2 separate regions of the Homo sapiens genome follow, and region 1 is linked to region 2. The links are chromatin contacts, found by Hi-C or POLR2A ChIA-PET in ENCODE. All regions are on one chromosome and are shown on one strand. The core of a region is the stretch at or near the end of the contact, and the rest is flanking DNA. Distances in the headings are between cores, read along the strand shown. Region 1 overlaps MBNL2 (muscleblind like splicing regulator 2). Region 2 overlaps MBNL2 (muscleblind like splicing regulator 2).

Evidence for each region. Hi-C counts contacts between places; a loop is a spot of excess contacts on that map. ChIA-PET counts read pairs that join two places held with the same protein, here RNA polymerase II (POLR2A). Pooled maps may share reads with other maps.
Region 1: a loop to region 2 is called in a map of transverse colon, with 5 times the contacts of the local background. The contact joins two enhancer-like sites. A Hi-C loop is called at or near these places in 15 of 168 maps with a recorded cell type or tissue (Caco-2, PC-3, Right ventricle myocardium inferior and 10 more), 1 of 37 single-sample maps with no recorded cell type and 9 of 50 pooled maps. POLR2A ChIA-PET finds 5 or more read pairs at or near these places in 4 of 52 experiments (HCT116, WTC11, activated naive CD4-positive, alpha-beta T cell and 1 more).

What each region holds. Positions count from the first base shown.
Region 1 is chr13:97,336,383-97,343,763 of GRCh38, forward strand. MBNL2 (muscleblind like splicing regulator 2) reads left to right here. Exons shown (of 9, transcript NM_001382683.1): 4 at 6,634-6,834. Among named protein-coding and RNA genes, the nearest start is that of RAP2A, 94 kb to the right of the region's middle. Within about 2 kb of position 3,034, at least 18 of the 41 ENCODE cell types and tissues checked have a DNase peak (open chromatin) inside an H3K27ac peak, as active enhancers do.
Region 2 is chr13:97,288,866-97,296,105 of GRCh38, forward strand. All of the region lies in intron 2 of MBNL2 (muscleblind like splicing regulator 2), which reads left to right. LOC101927385 (a long non-coding RNA gene) reads right to left here. Exons shown (of 4, transcript XR_001749966.2): 1 at 6,378-7,240; 2 at 5,657-5,787. Among named protein-coding and RNA genes, the nearest start is that of MBNL2, 70 kb to the left of the region's middle. RefSeq lists an enhancer at 2,025-2,084 and a silencer at 6,510-6,804. Within about 2 kb of position 2,111, at least 3 of the 41 ENCODE cell types and tissues checked have a DNase peak (open chromatin) inside an H3K27ac peak, as active enhancers do.

The DNA.
Region 1 (7,381 bases), core at 1,784-4,283, 48 kb after region 2:
AACCTATAAATGTCACCTTATAAGGAATCAGGGGCTTGACAGATGGGATTAAATTAAGAATCTTGAGATGGGGAGACCCTCCTGGATTGAATGCAGTTGCAAGCGTCCTTATAAGAGACGCTCATATAAGAGAGAGGGAGAGTTAGCACTGACAGAAGAGGAGCAAGGCAGTGTGACCACAGAGGCAGATTGGATTGATGTGGCCACAGCAGAGGAATGCCAGCAACCACCAGAAGATGGAAGAGTCAAGAAATGGATTCTCCCCTAGAGCCTCTGGAGGGAGGGCAGTCCTACCAACACCTTGATTTTGGCCCAGTGAAACCGATTTGGAACTTCTGGCCTCCAGGACTATAAAGGGATAAATGTGTGTTATTCTAAGCCAATGGGTTTATAGTAATTTATAGCTGTTTACAGCAGTTACCGGAAACTAATAGATGCAAAAACTGCATAAGACAAGTCAATTGATAAAGAGAGTCAAGTATCATTCCATTTTAGGTCTCATAAACTAAACTTCTTTACAGTACTGTGGATATTTCTTCATTCCCTCCTTCTTCTGTCCACTCCTGAACCCATTCCCCTGCAGTCTCTCACCAGTGTCCTCCATATTACCAAACCAACGGTCACTTTTTGCCTTTATTGTTGCTGTGGTCTGAATGTTTGTGTCCCACCAAAATTCACGTTGAGTCCTAACCTCTAAGGGCCTATGGGGAGGCGACTAGATCCTGAGGGTGGAGCCCTCATGAATGGAATCAGTGCCCTTATAAGAAAAGACATGGGAGAGACCCCTCACCCTCCTGCCATGTGCGGACACAGCAAGAAGGCACTGTCTATGAACCAGGGAGCTGGTCCTCATCAGACATCAAATCTGCGGGCACCTTGATTTGGGGGGTTCCAGCTTCCAAAACTGTGAGAAATTCAATTCAGTTGTTTGTAAGCCACCCAGCTTATGATATTTTATTATAAGCAGCCAGAATGGACTAAGACAATTTCTTCTACCTCTCAGCGGTGCTCAAGTCATGTGATGAATCTCTCCTTTGTTAAACACTCCTTCCTCCGTCTCCTTTGCCCACCATTTTCCTCTTCCATATGTTGAGGTTCCAAGAGCTGGATATTTCTTTCCATCTGTCCTCTCCCTTGTGGTCTCATCCATTCCTGTGTCTGTCAATCATCTATAGACTGAGGACCCCCAAAAGTATGCATCCAGCCCAACCTCTCCTCTGAGCCCCAGGCTCACATATCCACCTTTCTACTGGCCTCACCTTTAAATTTCTTAAAGGAACTTGACCCGTTCAAAATCAAATTCTTCCCATTTTAATAAATGGTACTATCAACTGGCAATCGAAAACCAAAACCTAGCAGACTCTTTCCTGAAATCACTGGAAGTATTAGAATAAAAATTGTGACATGTTTAAAAATTATCAACTCTAGAAACAAATTAATTCAGTCTCAGAAATGAATCAGTGACCTAGTAGAGTATAGGTGGCTCACTGACATCCAGTTCAACAGCAAGTCCTGTCATATCTGCCCTGAACCCCATCCACTCCCCTGTTTCTCAGCTCCCTCATCTAAGCCACCATCAACCTTTTATCAAAATATCATAAAAGCATTTACTTCCTAATCTATCAATATCCACTCTTGCTTTACTCCATTATATCCCACAGACAACAACCAGAGGAATCTTTTTAAAACATAAATAGCATCCTGTCACTCCCTTATGTGCCCCTCCATGCTTTTCCATCTTACTGGGACAAAGCCGAAACTCTGACCTTGATCATGACCTATGGCTTCTGTGATCTGGTCACGACCCTGCCTACATTGCTGGGTGAACACACACAGCTCGTGTGTGTCCCAGCCTCTGCCTCTGCTGGCCTGTCCATGTCTTAGTGCTTTTCACACATTAACTCACCTCATTCATAAGGACTCCAGGTCCACCCCTGTAACCCACATGCAACCCCCAGCATTCTCTACCAGCGAGCCCTCCTCCTTCTTTGCTTATCCATACAAATGAACTGTAATTTTGTTTGTTTTCTTCTTTCTCATTAGGGCTTCAGTTCAATCAATGTACACAGTGTTCTGGCACCATGTCTGCACCAATAAATATTTATTAAGGGAATGAAAATTCAAGCCTTTCTCTCCCCTGACAACCCTTCTGTCTCAAATTCACAGTGTTTGAAAAGTCCCCTTCATTTATTCCTCCTAGCAGCTTTTCTCTCCCCAATTCCTGATAGAATAGGACAGGAATTCTTCCCTCCTTCCCTTCCCAGAGCGCGCACCGCCTTCATATGTGCACTCAAGATAAAGAAGCAAGTGTGAGCGACCTTTAGGAGGATGGAGGTGGAAGAACCACGAGGGACAAGTCTTGCATGAGTCTTGTGCCCTCCGGAGCTGCTTCTGGCAGTAGAGGGAGGAGGCTTAGGAGACGCCGTGTGTCAGCCTTTTAGCGTGAGTGCCAGGCACGTACCCTTTAAAGCAGACGCATTCTAAACGAGTGGGACGACGGCATTCTCGCCTACTGACTGCACTTTTGAGCCATGAAATACCTCGGGCCACTTGGCCATTACCCTTGGCTAAGCCCCCTTGCTGCTACAAAATAGCAAAGAATGTGCATGTTTGCGTGAGAGTGTGTTGAGTACGTAAGTATGAATGTGTAGTTAGTGTATATGTGCAAGTGTGTATATGTGTGCATGCAGGTGTGTAGTGAGTGTATATATGTGTGCTAGTGTGTATATGAGTGTGTTGTGTGTGAGTGTACGTGTGTTGAGTGTATGGGAGTGTGCTGTGAATGTGTATGAGTATGTATTGTGTATATGAGTGTGTTGTGTGTGTGAGTGTATGGGAGTGTGTTGTGAATGTGTATGAGTATGTGTTGTGTATATGAGTGTGTTGTGTGTGTGAGTGTGTGTGGGTGTGTTTGTCATCTTTGAACCTGGACCTGATGTCCTGGGAGGGAAAGCAGGGCATGGAAGACTGCGGAGAGGAACACGGGAAGGTGGAGTAGAGAACAGGGGCAGGAAATCGCAAGACCAGCATTTCAGAAGCGATTTTCTTCAAGAAGGCTTCCCGCGAATCTTGTCCTCTGGCCTTTTTAGCTGTGGCTTTGAGCTGAGAGATGACGTGGACCAAATGGATCCTGTCTCAGACAGCCTGGCAACAGCACTTCTGCAGAAACTGTAGGGCTAATTCTCCCAAGCTGTAGTTGGTGCGCTTCCAGGAACAGAATCATTGGAAGGTGCTGCCCTTCTCTTTTCTCAGCCGCCAGCTGAGAACCAAACTCAGACACCGGGATCCGTTGTTGGCCGAGATTCTACCTCGGGAGTTTAATTTGAATTCAGGATCTGAGAACCACTTTTCCAAGGCAGCAGGCCCCACACCTCACACCTCCTGTCTGTAGAAGGCCCAGGCTGGCTGTGGGTCGTGTTCCTGTGCAACTCTCCACCAAACGCTCTCTGCATTCTCTCCAGAAACATACGGGCAACTGATTTGTGTGTGGGCGGGGGGGGCGTTGTTTTTCCTCTTTTGTTTTAAGAAATAACCAACAAAATCTAGTAATCGCAGAAGAGTGGACATGGCCTCAGACTAGGAGCCAGGAGTCCCGGGTGTTCTGCCTTGACTTTGCCTTGCAGCATTGACCTTGGGTTATCCATTTAGTGGCTCTCCTCTAAATTGTTTTCACCTGGAAGGCTGAGCAATTCTTGCTGCCGCACTTGCTTCTCATGGATTTGAGAAGATTAAAGAAGACAAGTGTGAGAATGCCTTGAGAACTACCAGAACCTTTCACAGATGTAAAGCATTATTATCCACAATAATATTAACACGGAGTGAGCCTCTCTGCAAATCACCGTAACTGTATTTTTTAACTAATCAACTTCAATGAAAAACATGCTACATCAAAAAGGAACATATCCAACTGCGTCTGTCTTCGTAAGGCCTATGAACTTGCAACTTTCAGTTTCACGTGACAGAAAATATTTTTTTCAGTCCACATTTCAAAAGGAAAGGGAAATTTGTTGCTATATTTTTACTCACTTTTATACCCTTACTATACTGCTATGCTCATTACATCCCTGTTGCAGAACTGTTAGATAATTTGAGGCCAAAAAAACCTTGATGGACATTGATTTTTACAGTATTAATGAGAGCTGCTTTTTACTGAGTTCTGACCATGGGAAATGGGAGTGCAATAGCGCCTTGTTCTGCCCAACCCTTTCAGCTAAGTAGTTTCACTTACTCATTGCAGATAAGAAAATTAAAGCCCAGGGAGGTTAATTTCCTCCCCAGGTTAATGAGTAGTAAGTGTCAGAGTGCTAGGTTTGAATTCAGGCCTCTCTGAGTCTAAAATCTATGGTTTTACTTTAAAATATTACTATTTCTCTGTGAACTGTGTTATTGCCATCATCAATAAAACATACTGGGACATTGATTTTAGACTATGAAATCAGATGAACAAGTGACATATATTTTTGAAGACAAAAGTTACCTAATTGGAATAGATTTGTCGATATCCAAAATGGTTTTGGGAAATGAGTTTTGAGGTTCTCAATCCTATCGACAAAGCAAAGTACAACCCGTATTTATGGTACCACACTAACCCTAGCTTCAAATGATCTAGCATCAAATGATCTGTGGGCTGGGAGGGTTGAGAATTTGCTTCCAGAGAAAATAAAAATGGCAGTATGGGGGAGGGCTCTTTTATCTAAATGTTTACGTTGATAGTCTCTGGGTTAAATTACACATTTAGTGCAAGTTTTTTAATACTATTTTTACTCCTCACATATGACAATGCTCCCCAAATTTGGCCATGCATCAGATCATTTAGTAAAATTTCTAAAATTCAAGTATCAAGGTCTCAGCCTAGATCTACTGGGTCAGAATTTAATCACTATTTGTAAAATCTCCCCCAGGCATTTCTGACAGAGCTAGTCCACTGAATCACTGATGTGCTGTGATTTATGACCTTTCAGAATTGATTCTTTTTAAAAATCCTAACATTACATAGTCCGTAAACCATTTAAATCACTTGGCTTTTTCTCCAGTAGTACTAAATTATAAAAGCTACAGTTACTGAAAATCATAACTTTCTATAATTATGACTCAGTGAGTAACATACACATATAAACATTTGTTGACAGTAGAGGAAGAAAAAAATTCTAACTGCCATCTATTTCCCACATTCAGACCTCATATTGCAACTTTCTCCCAAAGTGGATTTTACGTCTGAGCCATAGAGATCTAACAGCATCTTGTGGGAGTACTGAGCCAGGACCCCTCTAAGACCATTAGAACCACCCCTTCTAGCCACTTTGAAAATAGGCTTTCCTGCCTGTCTGATAACTGCCTGCACAAACTATCAATAATTTACTCTTTTCTATAATGACTTTTCATAAGAGATATTTTTCTGTTACTGCTATAAAGAAAAAGTATGTTTATTAAACATAGGTTGTCATTTTTCCCATATGTTAAATAATCCATCCAGGGTCATAAATAGACAAGAAGAATGTCACCCACAATGTAGAAACAGAGAACAAGCATGACACAGCATAGTTCAATGTTAAAAGTGTGACAAGCAACAGTTAAGTTCAGTGTTAAAAGACTGCATTAATATGTAATTGCAAATTGAAATCAAATAGGTTAAAAATCATCTATAATTAACAACCAACCAAACAAATGAAAAGAAGCATTCAGGTCCAATTTGGTGTACAATTTATTCTAAGAAAAATCTTTAGAATTTTAAATTACTTAACAAGGTTTGTTCTCTTAAATGTACATTATTTACTTTCTAAAAGGCAGAATTATTTACATATTATTAGGTGGAGCTTTTAAAAATAATCATCACCTCAACCCACTAGCATATTTCTTCTTATTCCTAGATGAGGAATATAGGGACAGAGAACAAATTTAATAAGATTCTGTATGCTCTTGTCACTGCTGTGTTGATTTTGTGACCTAGGAAACCAAACCAACTTTTAATGGCCAATCACAATATTGTTTGATTAAAAAGCTCTTCCAGAAAACCTTTCAGGAAGGGAAGACTGACTGGATCTAGATGTAGTTGAACTACAGCAAAAAATCGTAGGTTTATTTGAAAACTACATTTGAATTTTGGGAATATACATGCTAGTGATGGAATACGGAAACATACTGGTGAGTCTGGACAAAATAAAATTCCAAGTAACCCCACTGTTTGAGAATGCATAGACTTGGCCAACTTGAAAATCAGGCTGTAATCAAAGGGTTTTGTGACTCCTCTCCCTTTGAGAAACATGTAGAATAAATCAAAGATTATTAGTCAGTATTCTATAGCTTTTACTACCTTAGTGTTATAACATTTAATAGTTTGGAATGTTGAGTAATTAGAGTTGAAATTATTTTCTTTTGTTGAGAACACTTTCATAGGGACAAAAGCTTAATCTAGTTCCTGTAACTAGAGGTTTTTTATGATGTTCTCTCATATTTCTGTATGGTTTGGGGAAGAGAGGGTCTACATGGATGTCATTTTTATTATAGGTCAGCATTGAGCTATACAATTAACACAGAGTATATGATGAATACATTTTGCTCAAATGACATTTGCTGGTAATTTTTTAAAGTTTTATTCTAAATAACTCTTTCTCCTGTGTTGTCTTCCTTTAACAGCCCACTTTCCCTGTAGGTCCCGCGATAGGGACAAATACGGCTATTAGCTTTGCTCCTTACCTAGCACCTGTAACCCCTGGAGTTGGGTTGGTCCCAACGGAAATTCTGCCCACCACGCCTGTTATTGTTCCCGGAAGTCCACCGGTCACTGTCCCGGGCTCAACTGCAACTCAGAAACTTCTCAGGACTGACAAACTGGAGGTACTTCAATTCTACTTGTGTTTTGACATGCATTTGTGGTAGAAATATACTTCTGTGTAAGTGATTGCTTGTAAGATATTAATTCAGTCTTGCAAAACAGCCATGTAAACACACACACACAAACTCACCTAAAACCCATGTATTCATAACTCTGTGGTTTGAAGTTAAGGCCAAGTATAAAGGAAATTAGTCTATGGAAAAGACTAGTTTTAACACAAAAATCAGCTGCATGGAATATGCGTTTAAGGGAAAAATATTAAACAATCAATGGAACAGTGACTCAATCATGATGCAGCCCATAGAGATGGCTCCAGGTCCTGAAGGCCTCCTCATGTCAAGGTGTAATCCTTGCAAGACCCTGGAAAGTTCTGGAAACTGGTGGATCAGGAGCCCAGCAACCAGGGCAGCCGAGGACACTCAGGGACACTGGTGGGAGTAAGTGGGACTACAACTATTTACCAATTGGTATGATCATATTTCAATGTCTCAAGAACAAGCATGGCTGCTCTAGTGTGTTCTGGCATATTAGTTCTGATTGTGTTGTTGC
Region 2 (7,240 bases), core at 861-3,360:
TCAAACTTACCTAAGCCATCCTGCCTGACCAAACAGCATTTTGGGGCTAAGACTGATGAGACCATTTTCTTATGCCTGAGGTTGTACCCACACAATATTAAGCTCTGTAGAACATGATATATTGCCAGGGGAAGGAGAAAAAGAAAATGACTTAGAGGCCTTAACCTAGTTAAAGCAAAACAGAATGGCTAGATTCAACTTCAGGGATGATTATATTTCATTTAGATTATTATCATCTCAATGGAGCATTTCTTATTCTTAAAAAATACATAATGCGTCTAATTTTTTACTGAATACTGATGTGGGTGCTTAGGTACATTAGTAATCAATCTTAATATAAAAACTTATGTGTTGAAAAGTAGAATAGAATATATAGATGCTCTTAAAAAATGACCATCTGGTCTACATCTCAAATCTCATTTGGAGGAACATTTCAAGTGCTCCCAGCTCTTAGTAAAATCATTAATAATGACACTAAAATAATCATTTGCATACCTGCCATGAAACTAGGCATTGACCCAGATGCTTGGGATCTAAAATTAATCAGTAGCAGCCCTCATTGGAGGCATTTAAATCATATGGCCTTTCCCCCATTCCTGCTAACTTTCGGTTGTTAACAGAAGTTGGGATAGCTGGAAAATACCAGGAAAACAAAATTCTTAATGAAGAATTCTAGTAGGTCCAGAATCTTCTGAGTGGTATGTAAAGTCAAGGAGAAAGACATTTCACTTTCTAGGGAACTTTAAATCTCTTTATTCATTTATTTATTTTACAAATAATCATTGAGCCACTATTTAGTGCCAAGCACTATGTTTGGTGACCAAAGGAGAGGCGAGGACCTTGCTTTCGTGGACCTTGCAGCCCAATGGGGTAATCAACAGTATTCCAACACAGTGGTAAAGTAAATTAAAATGGAGACCAGGCCTGAAGAAACTATAAGCAGACATAGCCAGCAAGACCTCAGATGTGACCTGAACCTAGCTTGATTTGCAAACATAAGCAAAACTTAACTTGAGCAATTTCTTGTAAATGCCTATATTAAAGAAGAATACAACTTAAACTCCAACTAATCAGAAGTAACAAACAAATGTGTAATTATGTAACTAGGGAATTTCCAACAGGATAGATGAAATAAGGTAACTGTATAACTGCAATCAGTCAAATATTTTCTCTGCATTACTTCCATGTTTCTCCTATAAAAGTCTCCCCATTGCAATCCCTCATGGAGTTCCCAAACCAGTTCTGGTTTGGAGCCACCCAATTCTTGAATCACTATTTGCTCAAATAAGCCCATTAAATTTTTATTGTACCTCGGTTTACTCTTTAGCAAAAGTAAACAAACTAATAAAATAATCACAATTTCTGAAAAGTGTGATTTATTTATGAAATTTGGAATGCCCCAGTATGACAGGCAGTGGGCACACCGCTGGAAATACAGCATGTTAGAAAGGAGACAAATTTCTTGACCTCGTGGGATTTTCATTCTAGTGGGAAGTGACAAAAAAAAATCAGCAGAAACAGCCCTCCTTGGCCGGGCGCGGTGGCTCACGCCTGTAATCCCAGCACTTTGGGAGGTCGAGGCGGGTGGATCATGAGGTCAGGAGATCAAGACCATCCTGGCTAACAAGGTGAAACCCCGTCTCTACTAAAAATACAAAAAATTAGCCGGGCGCGGTGGCGGGCGCCTGTAGTCCCAGCTACTCGGGAGGCTGAGGCAGGAGAACGGCGTGAACCCGGGAAGCGGAGCTTGCAGTGAGCCGAGATTGCGCCACTGCAGTCCGCAGTCTGGCCTGGGCGACAGAGCGAGACTCCGTCTCAAAAAAAAAAAAAAAAAAAGAAAGAAACAGCCCTCCTTTCCCACCCAACAATTATTTATTTACCTACTATGAGAATTACTAGAAAGGAAATGGAGCAAGGTACTCTGATAGAAAACATTGTGATGGGGGAAGACTTTTGCAGAAAGGGTGGCTTGTGATGTGTTCTCCAAGGAGTTGCTTTCTGAGCTGAGGCCTGAAGGAGAAGAGAGGAAGGCTTCCCAGATGCAGGGGAAAAAGCTCTAAGCCTGGCTGGAGATGAATGCGTTTTGCCAATTCCTGGAAACAAGAGGCCTGACATCATGAGTAAGACAGAAACTGTGTAGGTGTTTGAATGTTATGCTCAGCACTAAGATTTGAGTACAGGGATGACAGGCTCTGATCTGTCTTATGGGAAGGCCAGTCAGCCTGGAGGAGGGATGGTAGGAGGAGGAAGGGCCAGGTGGTTGGTTAAAAAAAGCCTCTGCATCACTCACATTACTAGCAATGCCACCCGGCTGGGGTGGAGGGGGCAGAGGTAGGTAGATGTGTGGATTTACAATATGTTTTGAGGTAGAATTATTATTATTATTATTATTTTGAGACAGAGTCTCACTCTGTTGCCCAGGCTGGAGTGCAGTGGTGCAGTCTTGGCTCACTGTACCCTCTGCCTCCCGGGTTCAAGCGATTCTCCTGCCTCAGCCTCCCGAGTAGTTGGGACTACAGGCATGTGCCACCACACTCAGCTAATTTTTTGTATTTTTAGTAGAGACCGGGTTTCACCGTGTTAGCCAGGATGGTCTCAATCCCCTGACCTCGTGATCCGCCCACCTCAGGTAGAATTATTAATATTAGAAAAGCTGATGTGTCACGACAGGTTATTAAAAAGATCAAGTAATACACATCCCATCTCCATTTGCTCTTTACCTTTGTGGCATCAAGAGTGATTGCTTGGGTCGGGCGCGGTGGCTCACGCCTATAATCCCAGCAATTTGGGAAGCCGAGGTGGGCGGATCACTTGAGGTCAGGAGTTCGAGGCCAGCCCAGCCAACATGGTGAAAACCCTTCTCTGCTAAAAATACAAAAATTAGCTGGGCATGGTGGCATGCACCTGTAATCCCAGCTACTCAGGAGGCTGAGGCAGGAGAATCGCTTGAACCTGGGAGGCGGAGGTTGCAGTGAGCTGAGATCATGCCATTGCACTCCAGCCTGGGCAACAGAGCGAGACTCCGTCTCCGTCTCAAAAAAAAAAAAAAAAAGTGGGCTGGGTGCGGTGGCTCACGCCTGTAATCCCAGCACTTCGGGAGGCCGAGGTGGGCGGATAAGGAGGTCAGGAAATCGAGACCATCCTGGACACGGTGAAACCCCATCTCTACTAAAAAATACAAAAAAACTAGCCGGGTGTGATGGCGGGCGCCTGTAGTCCCAGCTACTCGTGAGGCTGAGGCAGGAGAACGGCGTGAACCCGGGACGCGGAGCTTGAAGTGAGCCGAGATCGCGCCACTGCACTCCAGCCTGGGCAACAGAGCCAGACTCCATCTCAAAAAAAAAAAAAAAAAAAAAAGTGATTGCTCGAAGAGGGAACGACCCTTTCCTCTTACGAAGGCATCTCTCCTGGCCCCATTTGCACTGCTGGTAATTTTACCCTTCATGTTCTCTAAGGCCATTCTTGCCATAGTCACTCAGGAGCTGGGTGTAAACCCAAAGCTTGGGGAGAACTCGGTTTATCATCTGAGCAGACTTCCCTTGGACTGCTTCTGTAGAAAATCCTACTAAACATATCCTGTGTAATTGAAGCTCCCGTCACTAATAGATTTATCTTGGTTCGTCTTGAGATTGGCTCCAGTCTCCTTAACTTTTTCTTTGCCATTTTAAACAGAAAGTTCTATTTGATCATTTGTTTTTTAGAATTATTTTTTATTTCCAATTTCAATTCTAAATAAAAATCTAGCTCATTTTTACATGAAGTTTAAGCCCACTTCTTTAATTAAATTGTAGAAAGTGTTGTCGATATCCAAATTCCTCTCTCGGTGAGCCCCAGGTCCTTCCAAAACTTCTAAAATCTTCACTTGAAGTAACTGTACTTCTTGATACATAGTACAATTTCTTCTTTATTTTCCTGTAGGATTTCTTCCATTAAGTTCATCTTGATTTACATTTTTCTCAGGGAATTATTTATTTCACCAAGATTTTCAATTTTATCACTTAAAATTATTTTACTCTATCAGTCTTCTCCCTAAATATGACTACATAGATAATTTATAAATTATTTGTTTTCCTTTTATTTTTTAAATTAAATTTGCCAGAGGTGTGTCTGTTTTATTTGAAGAACCTGTTCTTGATCTTAGCTACCAGTTCTACAAAGGACAAATTATTTTATCTCATCATCATTATTATTATTTTTACTTCTGTGTTTATTATTTCCTTTCTCCAGCTTTCTTTTTAATTGTTTTGTCTTTTTGCCCATAAATTCTGAGTAGAATATTTAGTTCTGTTCTCATAATTCTTTTTTCGTTGAAGTATTTAGGACTGTAAATCTGCTACAAAAAATAGTTTTGGCTGTATCTTATAGATTTTTGTTAAATAATATTCTCACTTTTGTTATTTTCTAGTTTGCTTGACTGCCTCAGTCATTATTTATGCAACCACTTCTAAAATATCCAAGTAATTTGGTTTTTCTTTTTCCTTTGAAATTCTAGTAATAGTTTGTGGTAGTATTTTATTATTAAAATAAAAAGGTACAGTTTTTACCTTAGAAATGCACTAAAGTATTTTTTTGGTGCAGATGATGATCAATGTTTGTACCTGGTACATGACACTTGAGAAGATGCATTTCCTGTTCTTAAGGTACAAGGTTATATCAGCGTGCAGATATTTATCCAAACATTAAATAATTCAAGTGCTTTGTGCCTGTAATTATTTATTTTTGTCCCCTTGACCTGCCAGAGAATTATGGTGATGCAAGAAATTTTAATACTCCTCACATGTTTCCTTGTATTTCTAACAATTTTTGCATTTCATAGAATGATACTGTGTTGTTCTGAGCTTAGTATTTCCTGAGTCTCGTACCTTTTTTATGGCTCTTGTGTATCAATATGCAATTAACCTTTTTTTCAATATATTCTTTATTTTTGTTTTTGTTTAAAATTTTTTCTTTCCATAGGTTTTTGGGGAACAGGTGGTATTTGGTTACATGAGTAAGTTCTTTACTGGTGATTTGTGAGATTTTGGTGCACCCATCACCCGAGCAGTATACACGGAACCCACTTTGTAGTGTTGTATCCCTTACCCCTTCCCATCCTTTCCCCCGAGTCCCCAATTTTCTTCAATTTATTCTTTAACATGAATGTACCACTCCTGCTTTTTTTTTCTTCATGCTTTCCTGATATATCTTGTTTCATTCTTTTATTTTCAACTTTATTATATCTTTTTCATCTCGTGTAAGCTTCATTTCATTGAATTTCATTTTTAATTTGAATTAATCTTGAAATCTTATATTTCTCTGATATTTATATTATTTCTAGCTTACGCTTCTGTATCTACCTTCCTTTATTTTCTTTTTTCTCCTACTGTTTCCAAAACCCCTCACCAATTAATGAATGACTCTGTTCAATATTGTGCCATACTCCCTGCAAGACACATGGAAATGTAACACTCAGTTCTTGTTCTTAGGGATTTTATAAACTAACTAGGAGACAGATAGCCATGCAGAATTTACAATTAAATACTAAACCATGTGTACCGGTTATTAGCAGAAGAGACTTTTTAAGAATATGGAAGTGTTAGCTGCAAGAACAACCAAAAAATGTCATAGCAGAGAGCATTACGGGCTAGGTAGAATTTAGCTAACTGGGAAGACAGACCTTCATGTTATTTACCCTATATCAGTGGCTGCCAAATGATATTCCTTCGGGGACTTATGGAGGCATCTGGTCAGTAGGTCTGGGTATGGATCCCAGTGTTCTGTATCTTTAGAAGCTCTCCAATGCTGTAGCTGCATGGCCAAATTTAGAAAACATTACTTGAAATAGTTATATCACCTACTCTGAAACAGTTATTACACTGTATAAATCTAGTAACTATCCCTGAAGGTCTTACTTAAAGTTTCCATTTGTCATAAAATGTTCAAATAAGGCACAAAGACTATGTTAACTCATAGATTACATTTCCCAAGTCAGGATAAAAAAAGATCAAGCACCTGCCCTACACCCTTTGGCTTTTTATTCTTGTGACAATTCTAATTGCAGTGTCCAACTATGCAGAAGCCTATAAGTCATTAACTATAACTATAAACAAAACAACAACTGCCCAGTTATTAACCACCCAGTTATTGCCAGTTTGAAATGTTATGGTATCATTGTGAGGGGAAAGTAAGCAGTATGTGAAAAAATGGAAATGAATGAACTGGATGTGTTCACCCTGGAGAAAGAAAGATTCGGAGAAGACATGATAGCCCTCTACAAATGTTCAGAGTTAGCACAATGAAGAGGAAGTAACTTGCTCTGTGTAAAGAACAGGGCCAATGAATGAGATCTGTGGGAAGACACATCTTTGTTCAATATGAGGAAGAAGATACAAACATACCTTGAGGGATAAAAGTTTCCATCTCAAGAGCTGCTCAAATAGGTGCACACCTGGGATTAGTCTTCAGACTGTCTTTTAAAGTTTTTTTTTTTCTATACCAAAGATACTAACAGACAGTCCCAAGCAGAACTAATTGCTAAAGTGGCCAATCCCAGCTTAGCAATAGAAGTTTTCCCCTGTGCCAGCGTTGAAATATTTGGTTGCCTAGCAACCATTATGTATCTATGATGTGTTGGAAAATCATTTGTTTGTGCCTGGGTTGATGTAGTTCTTAACACCATACTTGGTTCATTTCATTCATGACAAGTATCCCCATTATAGTTTGTTACATATCAAAAGGGTGTTGAGCTGCAACGTGCACCGTAGTAATCTTTATCAAACCCTACCCAGCTGGCAAGCTTAGCCATAATGATCACAATAGAAATAGATGTTTGATCCATGCAGGAGATGACAGGATAGGACGATGAGAGCACAGTAACAGTTTGGGGACTCATAAAACTGTTAACATACATTTAAATCTAGTAGAGTTCTTGGAGTGATGGTACAAGTTTAATCATGAACTCTTCAACATTGAAATCCTGTGAATTTTGAATAAGTGACTAATACCAGCATTTAAGGTATAGAACAAAGTTTAAATACATAACATACTTAGGTCATAACTTTGCATTTACAGTCTCCTAGGAAACCAACAAAATATATCTGGATAGTTTAAAAGTATGATCTCATCTATAAAGAGCTGCTTTATATCATAAGAACCAAAGAACTGTTATTTGTCAAACTTCCACATTAAATATCTGCCAAGATATCTTATTAGGTTTTCTTAGTAATAATGACTCAGTACATAAAATAAACCATGGAACTCT